Linked DNA regions of Mus musculus: region 1 is linked to region 2. A link is a loop called in an ENCODE intact Hi-C map of the cell type or tissue named here. Cell type or tissue: left cerebral cortex. All regions are shown on one strand. Each heading gives the region's core, and the rest is flanking DNA. Links, peaks and the distances in the headings are about the cores only.

The links. A loop is a pair of places that touch in the nucleus more often than their neighbours do. Peaks named below come from ENCODE experiments on the same cell type or tissue, not always from the same donor. Only the 100,000 strongest peaks of a DNase experiment are listed, where the experiment ranks them.
Region 1: a loop joins it to region 2, with 8 times the contacts of the local background. A loop is called at or near these places in 3 of 42 quality-filtered maps.

Annotation. Positions count from the first base shown.
Region 1 is chr1:168,003,463-168,011,802 of GRCm38, forward strand. No RefSeq gene overlaps it. Among named protein-coding and RNA genes, the nearest start is that of Lmx1a, 320 kb to the left of the region's middle. In left cerebral cortex, for the core only: no CTCF peak of the experiment used is centred there; a DNase peak (open chromatin) is centred at 4,991.
Region 2 is chr1:167,941,847-167,950,186 of GRCm38, forward strand. No RefSeq gene overlaps it. Among named protein-coding and RNA genes, the nearest start is that of Lmx1a, 260 kb to the left of the region's middle. In left cerebral cortex, for the core only: CTCF peaks have their summits at 284 (motif pointing right) and 1,154 (motif pointing left); DNase peaks (open chromatin) are centred at 407, 1,509, 2,225, 2,604 and 3 more places; H3K4me3 peaks cover 386 bases; H3K27ac peaks cover 278 bases.

The DNA.
Region 1 (8,340 bases), core at 132-8,131, 62 kb after region 2:
AGTGAGTCTGGAGGGGAATAGGGATGCAGAATTCCTCCTGTTTAAGACCGTCACAGTTTCTCTTCTGTTTGAAAACAACAACAACAACAACACCCAGTAACTCATCCCTGGATCCTTCTCCTTTAGCTCTTGTTTATTCAGAGCAATCTCACCTTGCTTAAAAAGAAAATGAGAGGATTGGGAGTACAGTCTGGGTGCGACTCAAACAACATCTGGTCTGCACTGGACTTCATTTAGGGCTTAAGGTTGATAGCTACTTCATCATGATGCTCCAATTCTTTCTTATCTATCTATCTATCTATCTATCTATCTACTTTACATCCGGATCTCACCCCCTCCCATTTCCCCCTTGCCCAACTCCTGCCCCTCCCACCTGTGGGAAGCCACATGTGCCGTTGCAGGGTGGCACTGGCTACCACTGGCCATCACACATAAGTTTGGGCAAACAACCAATGTGTAAATATGCAGTAAAGTTTTTTGCCAAAACACTGCCTGGCCCGGGCATGATAATGAGGAATGTTAATAAGGTTCTGTGAGGTACTGAGAGAGAATAACCAATCAGATGAGGAACATGCAAATGAGGTAGAATGCATAACCAATCCGGGTGTAAGACATGCCTCTCCTAGGCCTATATAAGCAGCACCAGTTCTGGGCTCAGGGTCTCTTCGCCTCTGCAATCAAGCTCTCCCAATAAACTTGTGCAGAAGGGTCCTGTTGCAGCATTGTTCTTGCTGGCAAGTAGGGCACGCGCAAGAAGTGGTGCTGAAACCTGGGAAAAGAAACATCTTCAGGCATGAGCGAAGACCCCCTGCTACAGGGAGGATTCAGAACTGCATCACAGGGAAAGAGCAGTTAATACGGTGTTCCTGTAAAACAGACTGCTGAGAAGGATCCAACTGCGTGGATTCAGAACTCTTCAGCTGGGGAACGGTGGTAATGAAGTGTTCCTGCAAAACAGACTGCTGAGAAGGATCCAACTGCGTGGATTCAGAACTCTTCAGCTGAGGAACGGTGGTACCGGTAAGTCTACCAAATTGATCCCCGGGTTAAAGGGGGATATGTTTTTTAAGAAAAAGGAAAAGAAAAGGGAGGAAAAATAAAAAGGAATCAGTGATAAGAAAAGGAAATAGTGAAGGAAAGGAAAAGGGAAAAGAAAGGAAGGAAAGAAGGGAAAGAGAGAAGAGAAGGAAAGAAAGGATTGAGATGATAAGGTTCCCAGCTTTGGGACAAGTTAAGGTTCATGAGTTATGCTTTTTTCTCCCATTGACCCTTTGTGGGTAGGTCTGATAGTTTTGGTCTTGTTTGTTTTGATATATGGACTCTGTTACTGTTTGAATTGAGAGGCAGTCAAGACAGGTCAGAAAATCCTTATAGAGCAACAAGAGAGTATGTCAGAAGAGGAGAAGGGCTTAAAAAGAAAAAAGAAAAAGAAAGGAGACACAGTGTTATCAGGTGAACAGAAAGGACAAAACAAAAGAGCCGAGGCGGAGGAGGAAGGCGAATTAGCTTCCGAGGCCCCTCCCTATGCCTCCTTGGCAGCGGCATATAGACGGACCTTCTGTCCGGAGGTTTGGAGAGAGATTAGATTCTCCTTGCTGGGATGTCCTATTTTCACCGACCAAGCAGGGCAGAGATATCATGAGCCTCTAAATTTCAAAGTAATCAAGAATTTGGCTGAGTCCATGTGGATGTACAGCTTAACTGCCTCCTATACTGTGGTTCAAGTAGAGACCTTGAATAGACACTGCATGACGCCATCCCATTGGGCAGTCTTGGTGAAGGCATGCCTTTCACCTGGGCTTATTTAGATTGGAAAGCCTTCCTTATTGAATTTGCAAATAAACAGGCAGCGGCTAACTCTGTTGCAGGAAATCCAGCATGGGATAGAGATATGCTGCTTGGTCAAGGTCGCTTTGCACAACAACAGACAGGATATCCAGTGCAGGTGTTTGAGCAGGTGAATCAGATTGCCTTAAGGGCATGGAAATCATTGCCCACCGGTGTTGACGGTGTTGACGTGGGCGAGAGGGTCTGTTTGTGTGTTTCCCCAGGATCACCGACAACAGCTGTGGGTCTCAGAACGGCTGACCAGAGCAATTCAAAACAAGCACATGGATGTTCCCGTGGCTGGGGGTGCTCTCGCTAGTGAGAACTGAAGAGCTCTGTGTTCCTAAAACCATGCTGTTGACGCATTTGGGTGTTTCCTCAATTCTTTACATCTAATGCCAGATTTTAAGCCTTAATAGAACTCGAATAAAACCCATCATTGTTGGCAATTTTACCTCTTGAATTACCTCTGCATTTTCTTACTTTAAGGAATGGGTGGGAGTGATTTTGTTTGGTGCTGCCATATGCTGTGGACTGGTGTTCATGCTCTGGTTGGTATAGAAATTCAGAACCCAACAAAAACGTGACAAGGTGATTATAACTCAGGCACTTTTAGCTATTGAAAACAGTGCCTCCCCTGAAGTTTGGTTATCTATGCTCAAGAATTAGTCGACATCTGAGTTCTCTGCTCTTGCACCCCACGGATTTATGGATCCATTGCACTGGGATGAGAGAGACTCAACTATCATTGATCACCCCTTGTACATCGTTGAGGTTTCCTCATTGCATGTGATAGGGTGATCATGATTTCCCCACTAATTCATTTTTTGGCTGGTCTCTTTTGTAGAGTTCGCCCTAGGTCATTTAGCAGTTACTGTCACATAGCACTGCAGTATCCAGAGACGGGCAACTTTCCTCATGCACAGATCAACCTAAGACACGGGGGCCGGTGGCGATAGGGTTACCCTATGACGGGTAAGGCTGTGACATTAGAGGAACGACCTAAAACAGGAGCCACGGCGAATGGACATAATTGCACAGGCCTAGTCCAGCCTCATTTTATTAAAACAAAAAGGGGGAGATGTGGGAGCCACATGTGCCGTTGCAGGGTGGCGCTGGCTACCGCTGGCCACCACTCATAAGTTTGGGCAAACAACCAATGTGTAAATATGCAGTAAAGTTTTTTGCCAAAACACTGCCTGGCCCGGGCATGATAATGAGGTATGTTAATGAGGTTCTGTGAGGTACTGAGAGAATAACCAATCAGATGTGAGACATGCAAATGAGGTATGTTAATGAGGTTCTGTGAGGTACTGAGAGAGAATAACCAATCAGATGAGGAACATGCAAATGAGGTAGAATGCATAACCAATCCGGGTGTGAGACACGCCTCTCCTAGGCCTATATAAGCAGCACCAGTTCTGGGCTCAGGGTCTCTTCGCCTCTGCAATCAAGCTCTCCCAATAAACGTGTGCAGAAGGATCCTGTTGCAGCGTCGTTCTTGCTGGCAAGTAGGGCGTGCACAAGACCCACCCTCCTCCGAGAACAGCTTAAGACAACTAAAGATCAAGGGATACAAGTTGGAAAAGAAGAAGTCAAAGTATTGCTATTTGCAGATGATATGATAGTATCCATAAGTAACTCCAAAAACTCTACTAGAGAGCTCCTATAGCTGATAAACACCTTCAGCAAAGTGGCTGGATACAAAATTAACCAAAAAAATAAAATCAGTAGCCTTCCTTTATACAAATGATAAGCAGGCTGTAAAAGAAATCAGAGAAAAAACACCCTTCACAATCGCCACAAATAATATAAAATATCTTGGTGTGACTCTAACCAAGCAAGTGAAAGACCTGTATGACAAGAAGCTCAAGTCTCTGAAGAAAGAAATTGGAGACGATATCAGAAGATGCCCCAATTCTTGGATTTGAGTTTTCATTGAGTTGTTATTTTTCCTTTCAAGATTTAACTATAAAAATGCCTGTCTTGTTCCCTTCACTACACTTCTTGTCCTTTCCCAATCCCAAACTCCAAATTCTGATTTCTCTAATGATTTTCAAGTCTAAATTCATGTGGCCATTCATTTGTTTCCCTTCCCATGCTTTTTCCCATATGTCATATGCCGCCTGCTTCTCCTTCTCTCCGGACCAACCCTCATCTTCAGAGCTCTTTATTCTCCAGTCCAATTTTGGAACAATCATCTATAGCCATTAACTGACTTAACAAATCTTTCTGTCAGTGGGATACTTTATGGAAATTGAAAACTAATTAACGTTTATCTCAGCAGCTAATCACATAAAATCTACTGCCTTCTTATTGCAGGTTCTAAGATAATGATGGGCCATGCACAGAGCAAAGAAGATCTTGATAGGTCCTGACAGGGCCCGAGCTGAGAGGAGAGGGAGCAGGAAGACATTAGCCTCTTTTGCTAATGAGGATCATGAGGCCTGCAGCATCTGTGGGTTGCTAGGGGAAAGTGGCCTCAGTACTTCAACAACAAGATATCCAAACTATACACACACACACACACACATGCACACACACATACGTGAACACATGCACACACCTACACATGTACACACATGAACAAACACATACATACATACATACACACACACACACATACACTCGTGCTCAACTTTTACTCACTTGTACTTGTGTACATATACTTACACAAATATCTCACACCAAAAAATATTAACTTTGATGGCAAACAGTAGTACTCTCCAAAAAAATACTTATCCATGTCCATTCATCTTTTTATGCATTTTATAAACATTAATCATTGGCCATCCTGTGCAGTTTTTGAGTTGAGTTCCAAGAAAAATGTTGTGATATTTAATTTAAGCTACTAGCATTAGAAAGGAGGTAGATAGAATAAAAAGAATTTTCAGGGACACATCTTAAGCACAAAAATAATAATTGCCTGATACATATAAACAAAAGAAAGGAAAGAAAATGATTTATTTTTGACTTGGGAAAATGTTGGATCGTTCTTTCTGAATTAGCTGGGTTTCTTTACTGCAGAACCTTCCAGGGACTTTAAGATGGTGATGTGTGTTGTTAATTTCAGAGAAGGAAATAGAATATGTCATTTTTCCTTGGGTTTCATATGTATGTGTGGGTGAGCATGTGTGATGTTTCTCACATACAGTGAAGTTTCCTAAATGTATTTTGGGAAATCCTAGCTGACAGAAAAACTTGCCAAAAATAAAAGATTATAAAATGGTGCAAAAAGAAAAAGCTGTATGCTGTGATTGAGCCTCCAAAATGGCACTATAAAGCACAGAGATGGATGGACCAATATACAGCTGGACTGGTCACTGTGTGGAGCAATAGTGGTATCTTGGAATAGGCTATCTCTGAATCATCAGTGCCACAGAGAAAAATAGAAACAGAGCCCCTTTCTATGGTCAGATTCAGTCTGAGCATGCTTGTCAGCAGGCATCAGCCAGTGTGCCTGGCTGGTGGGCTCTGGACTGGCTTTCCTGGCACATAATAGAGTTTCTATATATATATATATGTGAAACTAACAAATATTTTGTGTTGACTATTAAAATGTATATCCTCTGATCTATAAATGGGTTGATTTAAAATATCAGTTACAAACACTACAATTGGGGGGGGATTTATCTAACTGAGCATCTATATAAAGTTTTTTGAAGAAGTCTGAGGTGCTTTGAACAGAAAGCATGGTCTGATCGGAGGAATTGGAACATTACCAGGTTTTCTCCCCACCCCTTTCCTTTTGTTCTCCTCCTTCTCTTCCTTCTCCCATCTTCACACAGCTTGTTTCCTTACTCTATGACAACTGCTTCCCGGGAGCTTGGACATCACAGAACACTCAGTTAATCTGGGAATATCATGATGAACTAAAACTAACCTGTCAATCCCAGTACTAAATTCTTAGGGAGTAAAGTCAATGGATCACTCTCAAATCAAGCAGCCCATGGCTCTATGTAGAGTCAGAAAGTCACGTAGAAAACACATTAGCACCAGGTAGGGTCACTATTGTTGGATGTGTGGTGCTCTTGAAAGGCTTGGAGAGTCCCCACAAGTCCATATTCTACAAGATAGTTCCCTAATAGGTCTTCAAGTTTGTATCCTTGGCCACCTCATTCTATCTTCAATAAATCTTTATGTTGTGCCTTTATGGAAGACTTTATCATGAACGAGTTGTATCAGTTACGCTTTAATAAATAAAGCATGGGATTTGGATACTGCAGGAAGTCTCTCTCTCTCTCTCTCTCTCTCTCTCTCTCTCTCTCTCTCTCTGTGTGTGTGTGTGTGTGTGTGTTTTGAATACTTTACATAAAAATCACATATATGCTCTATAGTTGGAAACATTTAAATTTTTTATCAAGCAAACAATCTAGGATGCTACCCCACCATTCCATTTTCTTCATCTCTTTCTTATGTAGCCAGACTAAGAGAAAATAAGACATATGTTGGCTGGAGATTCTACTCAACAAGGGGGAAAATATTATAGACTTAAATTTGGGTGGAACGTGATAGATTAGAGGATTCCAGACCCTTCCTATTATAGATTAGAAATGGAAAGCTCTGGGTTTGAAAGTTAGCTTGGTGGTTTGTGCTTGCTAGACAAGGATAAGGCCTTCAGTTAGAATCCCCAGAATATAGGTTAACATTGGGCAAGGTAGGGGTGCATCTGCAATCATAGTATGACCACAGTAAGATGGGGAGTGGAGACAGGAGAATTCCCAGAAGTTCTCAGGGTAGCTAGCCTGGCATGTAGTATGAGCATCAAAGAACAGAGGCTTTCTCAAACAATGTGTGAAGAAAAGAGCAGTACCCAGGCCGTTCTCTGACTTCCACATGTATGTTAGGGCACATAGAAACACACTTACAAAGATGAATGCTTACACACATGCACACATTGTATGCACGCACTCAGAAATACACACAAAGAGAGAGAGGGAAGAGAAAGAAAAAGAAACGAGAAAAGAGACAGAAGTTCAGGATGCAGGAGCTTTTTGTCCTAGGTCACACAGGTAGACAGTGGCTCTTATGTGGATAACATAGATTTTATTTTTAATTGTGTTATTTCTAAGCCTTTTCTCTAACATTGTCTATGGCACAAAAGTGTTAAGTCCAAATTGAATGGAGCTTTTTTTTTTTTTCTTTTCTTCCCCTCCTTATTTTAATTACAGGATTGGAGACCACTTTGCCTTGAGTTTCTCTAAGAAACAATGCGTGTTGACAGTAATTCTTCCAGAAAGGAGGCAGGGAGAGGCAGCATCTGGTTTTAAATACTGTTAGCACAATGGAATGAAGGCCCTGGTGAATTTCCACAGGCCTTCAGCATTCACACAGTCCAAGGGGGCCTTTGGGATGGATGTCGTTTCTCTCGTCTCTCTTGGTGGCTGATCAAGAGGCAGACCTTTTCTGAAGAAAATGATTTGGTTTTGGACAATGGTCCTTCAATTTGCAGTGCTCGGAAGGGCTATTTGGCAAGTTGAAGCTTACCACTGGATTGTCTGTGAAATTACTGATTGTCTCCGTTGTGTTCCATGTTTTTGTGTGGGTGTTATTCGGGTCCAGCATCTTTCTTTTCCTTTCTTTTATTTGGTCGCCTCATGCTCTAGCAATGAATGCATTTGTTCCCAGATATTGTCAAGGAAAATGGCCAGAAAGCAAATATAACAAGCACAACAGCTCGGAGGTGGAAATTTTATTACATTTTCCTTAACATGGCCCAGATTGAAAAAAAAGAAAAAAACAACACAACAGTACGATGCCTCAAAGTTTCTTTGGCTCAAACTCCTTGGCCTCCTGGAACAAAGCTCAGAAAGAAAGATTATGTGCTCAGTTTATAACCAGAGGCCGGGGATACCCAGCTTGCCCTCAGCTGTGCTCATCTGCACACACAGGAGCTGCACCCCACTCCTCTACAGACAGAAACCACTTTCTCATAGGTGGCCCCAGTTCTGGCCTGTGTAAACATGTGTGAGCACATGTGTGTGCAGGTGAAGTGCATGTGGATTTTGTGACAGGGACAACCTTGGGGTGTGATTATTTCTTGGATGTCATCCACCATGTCATTTGAGATAGGTCCTCCCACAGAATGCACATTACCAACTGGGCTGTCTCTCTGGTCTCTTTGTCCTCAGGTCTTAGAGCCACATAGACCCTGCTTGGTACTGCTGTTACCACAAAGTCACAAATTCTCTTCTGCTCATTTTCTTACAGCTGTCATTATCAAGACAAAGTCCAATCTGGACAAAAATTAAAATAATAATCTCCCCAGTAAAACAAATCCACAAGTTCAAGATTAGTCCATGGCATAGGATGCTTCTTTCCCTCACTAACTACACACACACACACACACACACACACACACTACTTTACAGGGTGCATACATACTTGCCTTCTGTCATGCCTAAGTGTTCTTCAGTGACCTGGAAGAATCAACCTGAGAAGGTTCACCTGTCTGTTTGTATACTAGTCCATCCAGGCTTGTGCCTCAGTTTCCATTTTCACCTCCTTACCCTT
Region 2 (8,340 bases), core at 182-8,181:
GGAACTTTATGTTCTAGGATACTCAGATCTGGATATTCACATACTTAAATACAGATTGCCTTGCTTTATCTAATTGACTAATTTAAATTTTTATTTTGTTTTAAAAATCACTTCCTTTGTATTTTTTTTGTAATAAGTACTTTTGTTGACTATTTCAAAATTACACAAATAGATACAATATGTTGAATACAAATAGCAAAAAGGAGTAGAATGTGACTGACACAGGGTGGTTAAGAGACATTTAAGGCTCAAGCGATTGATGCAATTTCACAAGAAATCCACTGGATGGCGCAAGAATCTCATGCAAATACGTCAGGGGTGGCTACTAGAGAATTCCATTTCTCTCACATTAAATCAAAAGTGATACAAATTGTTGTAAAAGGTGTGCATCTCCCCCACATCCTCACAAGGGATTGTATTTTTCTCCTTTTTTTTTTTGGCCTGTGTGTTGGCAAGGCACTAGTCTCCTGTATTCACGGTCAGAGCCGGCCCCTGAGTCTGTTTTCCCTAAGGTTCAATGCCAAGCCTTCAGACGTGGCCAGTTGCGCGGGGAAAATGACTGCTTTAGCTTTGGTAAAAATCTGAGGAGCAGAATTTTGAAGAATGAGAATTAAAGCTGTACTCCACACTGTGTTGAAGTTTGCCATACCAGCGTTACCGGCTCTGGGACAAACAGCACTGTCTTCTCCCCAGCGTAAAACACAGCATTAATATTAACATGGAGAAAGGGCCAAGCAAGAGAAACTGCATTGATGCTTTTATTCATTTATTTATCAGAGCAAAACTATTTTGTGTATGTGTATATGTGTTTGGTCATGTATATATGTATTCCGTGTGTGTGTGTGTGTGTGTGTGTGTGTGTGTAGGTCAGAGGTTAATGTCCAGTAGCTTCCTCAGTTACTCCCTTTGATGTCTTGTTTTGTTTGTTTTCATGGTGAATAATGTGTAGTTAAGATCAATAGCTGTTTGGAGTGTAGCTCAGTGCATGGGGCCCTGGGTTCAATCCCTAGCACCTCTAACTACAAGTCTATCTTTGGGGCTGGAAAGAAACTTCAGTGGTTACTATTGCATCCTGCTCATACAGAGGACCCAAGTTCAATCCCCAGCTATCAACCACCTGTGACCCCAGCTCCAGGAATCTAGTGCCCTCTTCTGGCCTCTGTGAGTGCCTGTGATCAATTGTGTAAACAGGTGGACACCACATAATTAAAATAAACCTTTGTTTTTTTAAGTAAAGAATTATCCGCGGGATTTAACTGGATTTCAGTGGAGCTGGAACTCCATTTAAGTGCTCCCAGATTTGTTGGCAATAGCTAGAGGACCATAATCAGGAGTCAGACGGACTTGTGCCTTCTTCTCCCCGCCAGCCTGATTGATTCTGGTTATTCCAACATAGAATTTCTTCCCAGCCTGGGGCTTATTGGCCTTGGCACCTATGACGAACAAAGTGTGTCATTGTCTTTGTCTGACATGGCTGACTTGGCAGTCAGGGGAAACTGGATGACGACATAGTGGTCGAGTTTGTTTTTCCTGGACATACTCTTGCCAAGGGCATTTGGACCACATCCAGAGTGGCCCTGCCTTGGGCTGCCAGAAAGTGGGTGACATGTACCCCTTCTCTTTTTTGTGACTGTGGACGTCTTTCTGCACCACTTTCTCGATCACGAGAGACTTTGGCTCGGAAGCTTTTGGTCTTCACTTTCATGGTTGTATTGGTCTCCACCTTAGTTTTGAGGCAGGGTCTCCCACTAAGCTTGCCAATTCCCCAACACTGCTGAGCTCGCCAGCCCCAGGGACTCCTCATGTCTGATGCCTCTGCTCTGCCCAACTGTGTATGCTTCTGAGAATCGAACTCTGGTCCCTATGCCTTTAGGGCAAGCACTTTAGCAACTGGGTCGTCTCCCAGCCTGGAAAAGTTATTTTATTTTATTTTATTTTATTTTATTTTATTTTATTTCATTTTATTATTCAGAGCATCTTCCAGATCTTAACATACTGTAGAGGCCTCAGCTGCCCGAGGTCAGGCAAGGGAAGGAGCCCTCACAATTGAAATCTGTCTCTTTTGTGTCTCACACAGCTCCTCGCCTAGGTTTCTATCCACATTTATAAGTGTGAAATGAGTGCGCAGAGCAGTTTCTGAGGTTTATTGGAAGAAACGGAGGCTGTGTAAAAAGCACAGACTGGGAACATGATGCAAAGTGGGAAGAAGCAGCTACGGTTCAAGGTCCTGGGTTCCTCAGGCTGGGGAGGCAGAGAGGCCCAGGGCAGAGACAAAATACTTGGGAAGCTCGAGGCTCCGCTCACGACCAGGTGGACCGCTCATCGTGGTGGATGCTGAAATGTTTACTATACAAACAAACACCCAAATTTGCTTTTATTTTATTTTCTAATTTCATCTGTTGCGATGCTTCACACTGCACACTTTGCTTAGAGCAGGTTAATTGCAGGATTACAAGGATGTGCGGAGGCCAGGGATTGATTATGCATGGCTCAAGCCTCCTTTGCTAAAGGAAGGTCATTTCATAATCTAAAACCATCAGCCCCTGCTGTTCCCCAAGAACTGTACCAGTTCCATTCCAAAGGTTTGCCTGCTTTAGACATAGGAAGTAGCCAAAGAAGCCCCACCCACAGAAGCTAGAGACCAGAGGTAATCAGCAGCTTCCACAGACATAGAACACCACTAAGTGTCTCCCTCATTCTTTCTTTTCTCCCAGGCTAGGATCTACCCAGCTAGCTCATGGTTGAAACCAGCTTGAAATTGACTGGCTTTTGTAAGGTTTTTGCACTTTGTTGTAGCTTCCATGTCTTTATCTCCAAGGAGCTTTTGGCAATGTCTGGGGGCACTCTGACACACATTTGTCAATAATGAAATAGGTAGGACACTATTGGCATTGAGTGGGCCAAGTCCGCGGGTGCTGCTTCGGAAGCCATATGCAAAACAGCCCTGAAACAAGAAAATATGAAGAGGAGAAGAGGTTGGAATGCTCAGTGGTCAAGAGTACTGAGGCTCTTCCAGAGGTCCTGAGTTCAATTCTCAGCAAACACATGGTTGCTCACAACCATCTAAAATGTGATCTGATGCTCTCTTTTGGCATGTAGGTATACATGCAGATAGAGAACTTATACATAAAATGAATAAATAATAAATGAATAAATCTTTAAAAGGGGGTACCTGGAGAGGTGGCTCAGTGGTTAAAAGCATACTGTCTGCTCTTCCAGATGTCTTGAGTTGAATTCCCAGCAACCACATGGTAGCTCACAACCATGGGATCTGATGTCTTCTTCCAGTGTGTCTGAAGACAGAGACAGTATACTCATGTACATAAAATAAATAAATCCTTTGGAAAACAAAGAAAAGAAAATACTCGGCTCAGATATCAACAGTAAGGAACATTAGAAACCCTGGTTTGACTGGAACACGGTCAGGTTTATTTCTGTACTGTATCTAGCTTCTACAATATGCCATGACAATGATATTAAGCAGCTAAGACCAAAATACTCTGGTCTCCAAATCCTGTCATATTTTCTGCCTGCCCCTATCTGACAGAAGTGCTATGGTCCCCGAGACCTAAAACATTTCTGTCTGTCCCAGGAAAATGTTTCTGATTTGAATCGAGAGCATCCTTTAAGAACTTCACACAAACAAGAAAAAGAGTATTCTGAAAATGTGTCTCGCTATATCAAATATCCCTCAGCAATCCGTTGTTTCTACCACATCTGGTGTTGTATTTTAGTTCCATGGCTTTCCCATTACCCCTCTATCATATCTTTTTTATTCTAAAGCCTCTTCCAGGCACTGAGCTAAGCCTGCTGCCATTAGAAGGCTGTGTGTTTCCTACTCCTTGGGGGGCCTGTAGCCCAGAGGGGGAGGCGGATATTAATTAAACCATCACCCTAATGAATGTATGATGACAAACCATGATCAGAACTCAGAGGCGGGAGACAGCTCTGATGACAGTTGACTGGGGCTCCGGGCATATGGAAGTTAAGTAGACTAAGACTGTGTGAATGTGTTTGTGGTGTGTGTGTGTGTGTGTGTGTGTGTGTGTGTGTGTGTGTGTGTGAGCTGAATATGTGTATGGGGAGGAGTGGGGGGTTAGCTTGGGGAAGAGGTGGCTCTGTGAGTCCGGCAACCTGGAGGAGAGTGGAACACTGGCGGATGAAGGATCCAGCGATGTGCTAGTGGGAAGTTGGTGAGGACCCAAGAAAAACCACGCAAGCCAGATGGTGTGCTGAGTCTTATCCTAAGAACGTCAAAGCAGAGAGAAGCCACTGAAGGATCTGGGAGGAGACTTGATCAGATTTGCATATGAAGTTCCTAGATTGTCAGACAAGGGAGAAAAAGTTGAGCTCGTTAAAAACTGAGCTATTTTGAAAACAAGTTAGCTGATTGATTAACTTTTAAAGACCCAATTAAGCTTTTGTGTCATCGTTTCCCGCCTTTATACCTGACAGAGTTTGAAAAGGGGCCACGTTCAAATATGATCGTCTTCCTTTTCAAAGAAGCAGGTTTCTGAGCAGAGGTGCAGCTGGAATTTACCCGACTGCGATTTCTAAGGTCATATTTCCTTTGAAGATCAGTTGAATATTTATGTGTGTGTGTAGAGGTGTTGGTTTTTGATGTTGCTAACATTTCCAATTCTCATGGTGAGTTCAAACTTCTCTAAGACTTTTAAAACATGCTTGCCAAAGAACCAGAATCGATAGCTCACCAAATAAATTCTCTGTGATGTCGACCATTTTTTCCTGTGCATATTGTGTTTTTTTTTAAAAAAAAAAAACAATTTTAATTTTCCTCTTCTCTCCTCTGCATGGTGGATCGTAGCTATTGCATTATGTTTTATTACTGTCTGGAACTTGTCTTTTATCAGTAAGGCCTTTGAAGATTCAAGTCCCAACCTTTCTTTGTGAATAAACTCAACCCAATACTCCACTGTGTGGGTTGTGAATTGGTATTTGTTACCTTGAACTTGTGACCTTCCTTTCTCAAACAAGTATTTCTACCCTAGATCTGGTGTTTTCAAAGCCCAGTACAACTGACAACCTGGATTGTACACAATGTTGCAGTGGTCCTCGACCTTCCTAATGCTGCAACCCCCTTAAATACAGTTAGTCATGCTGTGGTGACCCCCAACCAGAAGATTATTTTCATTGCTACTTCATAACTGTGATTTTGCTACTGTTGTGGATCGTAATGTAAATATCTGATATGCATGTAGATGGTCTTAGACCACCCCTGTGAAAGCATCATTTGGTCTCCAGAGGGGGTCCTGACCCACAGGTTGAGAACTATTGTTTCAAGGGACCATAGTAATACTTACTTGTGTATATAGTTTCGTGCTTGTGTCCATGCTGCAGAGAGGAAGGCGACTAGTTGCCATAGTGACCAGAAAGGTACAAGTCTAAAATATTTACCATGCAGCCCTTTATGGGAAAACCTTGTAAGCCCCATTCTAAAGAACATTTGCAGCTATTCCTATTCCTCTTACGTATCTAGTAGTAGACTTAGTAGCTGCTGTGCAGAGTGAGCACCCTTGCCTTGCTCCTGAAGCCTCTGTATTTTCCTGCAGGTTGGATAAGAGCATGTGGAGGAAGGACCTGCTCTCCTCAGCAACACTTCGCTAAGCTAAGCATTTCATCTGCGTTGTCTCTCATAATCCTTATCACAGTCCCGTAAATTAGATACTATTATCGTCACTTTGCAAATGAATACATTTACAAGCTAAATAACTCACAGGACTTGTAGGCAGCAGAAATGGGAACTTGATTCAATTTCTATCTTTGCTTCTGGACTCTGAGTGGCACAACTGTGGTGAATTGGTTAACAAAGGGAAAGCAGGAAAGAGGCTTCGGAAAGAGACCCTTGTTTCCTGTAATGGATGTAAGGCTATTAGCTGTGTAAACGGAGGCACGGCGTGGGTGCCAAGGCTGTTCAGAAGCCACTGATGGCTTCTATGGTACCCGACGTTCATTCTCTTCTGGAGAGGTTTTAGTTGCATCCTGAAGGGCACATGAGACAGAACCGAGTCTAGGAAATCATTTGACCTGAGTGAAGTTCTAACATGGGCCATATTCAAATCCCTTCTTCACGGTTGCCAGAACATTCCATGGGAATGCAGAATTACTAAAGAAACCACTCCTTCCCAGCCCCATCTGTCAACACTGGAATATTTGCACTTCACAAGCAGCCTGTGCGGCCCATGAGAGCATTGCTGCTGCCATCACAGGGCTGCCAGCACTAGCGCCTAGCCCTGAGATGCTGGGGACTTCTTCCCTGACATTCTGTGGCATTGCCTGCAGCAAAGCTAAACCCTTGATCAGCTAGTCAGGCTGACTTGACTGCTGTAGAACGCATTGGATGGACCTTTCTGAACCCAAGTTCCCCTTGTTCCCGGGTGCACAAACTGATGTGCGCAAACAAATTCATGTCAACTCTCAGCTGCCCTACTCTAACAGGTTCTTTTCAAAAGAATATGGTATTTGATGTAATTGAAATTCTTACTTTCCCTTGAAGCAATTTGTTTGAAAAATAATATATTTTTTAAGACTCTTCAAAAATGGAATAAAATTACTTTTTACTCTAGGGTTTTCTTTGCTCTGTGATAAATGAAGTATTAACTACGATAGCTATTAGCATCCCTGGTCTACAGACAGGTCACTACAGTTGACTAAGTTAAAATAAATAGAAAATTTAAAGTCCCCAACTATAAAATGAATTGCCCAACAGATGCAGCAGGCTCCGAAGGAATCATTGAGTGCTATTTAGCTAAATAATATCCGTGCTAACAAGTCCCACAAAACAGATTTCTGTGACAATGTTCATTCTACAATGGCCCTAAACACACATCACACCATAAGGATTCTATCAGCTAATTAATACAGGGTGAGAGCTTTAAACAGAGAAATTAACTCAACAGGAACCTTATAACTGATAGCACAACACAGCACAAGGAGAACCCTTAAGTCTCCACTTGACTTTGGCCTCTGAGCACAGGGACCTCTCCCCCTCCCCTCCCTCTCCCTCCCCCTCTCCCTCCCCTTCCTCCCTCTCTCCCATCTTCCCTATCCTCCTCCTCCCCTTCTCCCACCCCTCCCCCCTCTCCTGTCCTTCAGCATGAGCAACGAGGAGTCCTGGCTTCTCAATCAGTCCTAATCTCCTGAGGGATGCTCATTCTTGCAATATGTTTTGAAATCTCCATTGTGTACTAGACATGTGACACATGCAACTCATGGCTCCACTGTCTTCAATCCTTTGTGGTACATACATTCTTAGACATGTTAGGCAGCACTTGCTGGTTAGCACAGATCTGAAGCCTAGATGTGCAACAGTGGATGGACAAATACTGAAAATGTGCTTTGGAAAGCTCTTGAAGTTTAAGAATATGAGCCTCGGATGCTTATTAACTTTCAATTGCCATCCCATGGCCAATGAATTCCAAGCTCATAGTGGCCTTTTGCAGCTAAAGGTAAGCAAGCGTAAACTCCCTAGCTCCCAGGAAGTCCAATAAGACTAGATCTGATGAACATATACGTGGACAAGTCCCAACCCTTTCTTGCAAACCAGAGACATTCTGCGAGAGTCTGGCCTGATTATAAAAATATTGCTACATAAGTTCAAGTTAAAATAATATTTTCTCCTTTCAGTTTTGTGAGATAGCTGAGTCTGTGAAGTGCTTGTAAGCATGAGGGGCTGGCTTCATTCACAAGAACCCCCAGTACCCACATAAATGAGCCACATATCCTGGAACACACTTGCGATCCCAGCACTGGGAAGATGGAACAGGTGGATCTCTAGAGCATGCTGGTCAACCAGTCTAGCTTAGCTAGGAAGTTTAACACCAGTCAAAAGACCTTGTTTCAACAAGTAAGGTGGTAAGACTGTGCCAAATAAATGACACTTGAGGTTGACCTATGACTTCTACATGTATCTGGAAGCACACTTATGTGAACATGCACACACAGGTATTTACATACACACACACACACACACACACACACACACATACATACATACACACACATACATACACACACACACAGAAATCTTTTCCTTTATTTTTAAATAAGTTATACACACTCTTTCCATGATGCAAAGCAAGTTTCTTCCTGTCTTGTCAGCTGGGAAATGCATAGTGAATATGTATGTGTTGTTGGGAATTTGATCTTTATGTACAAACTCAGCATTCAACGGCTCCAGATATACCTATGGCCCTTACATTTGCTCACAATTTATTGACTCAAATTGTCAGTAAGTAACTGTAATCTAGTCTGGATTGAGTTAATTATAAAGTCAACTATTTGCATGAAGAATGCACTGACCATTCGTGGACCAGCTAGAGG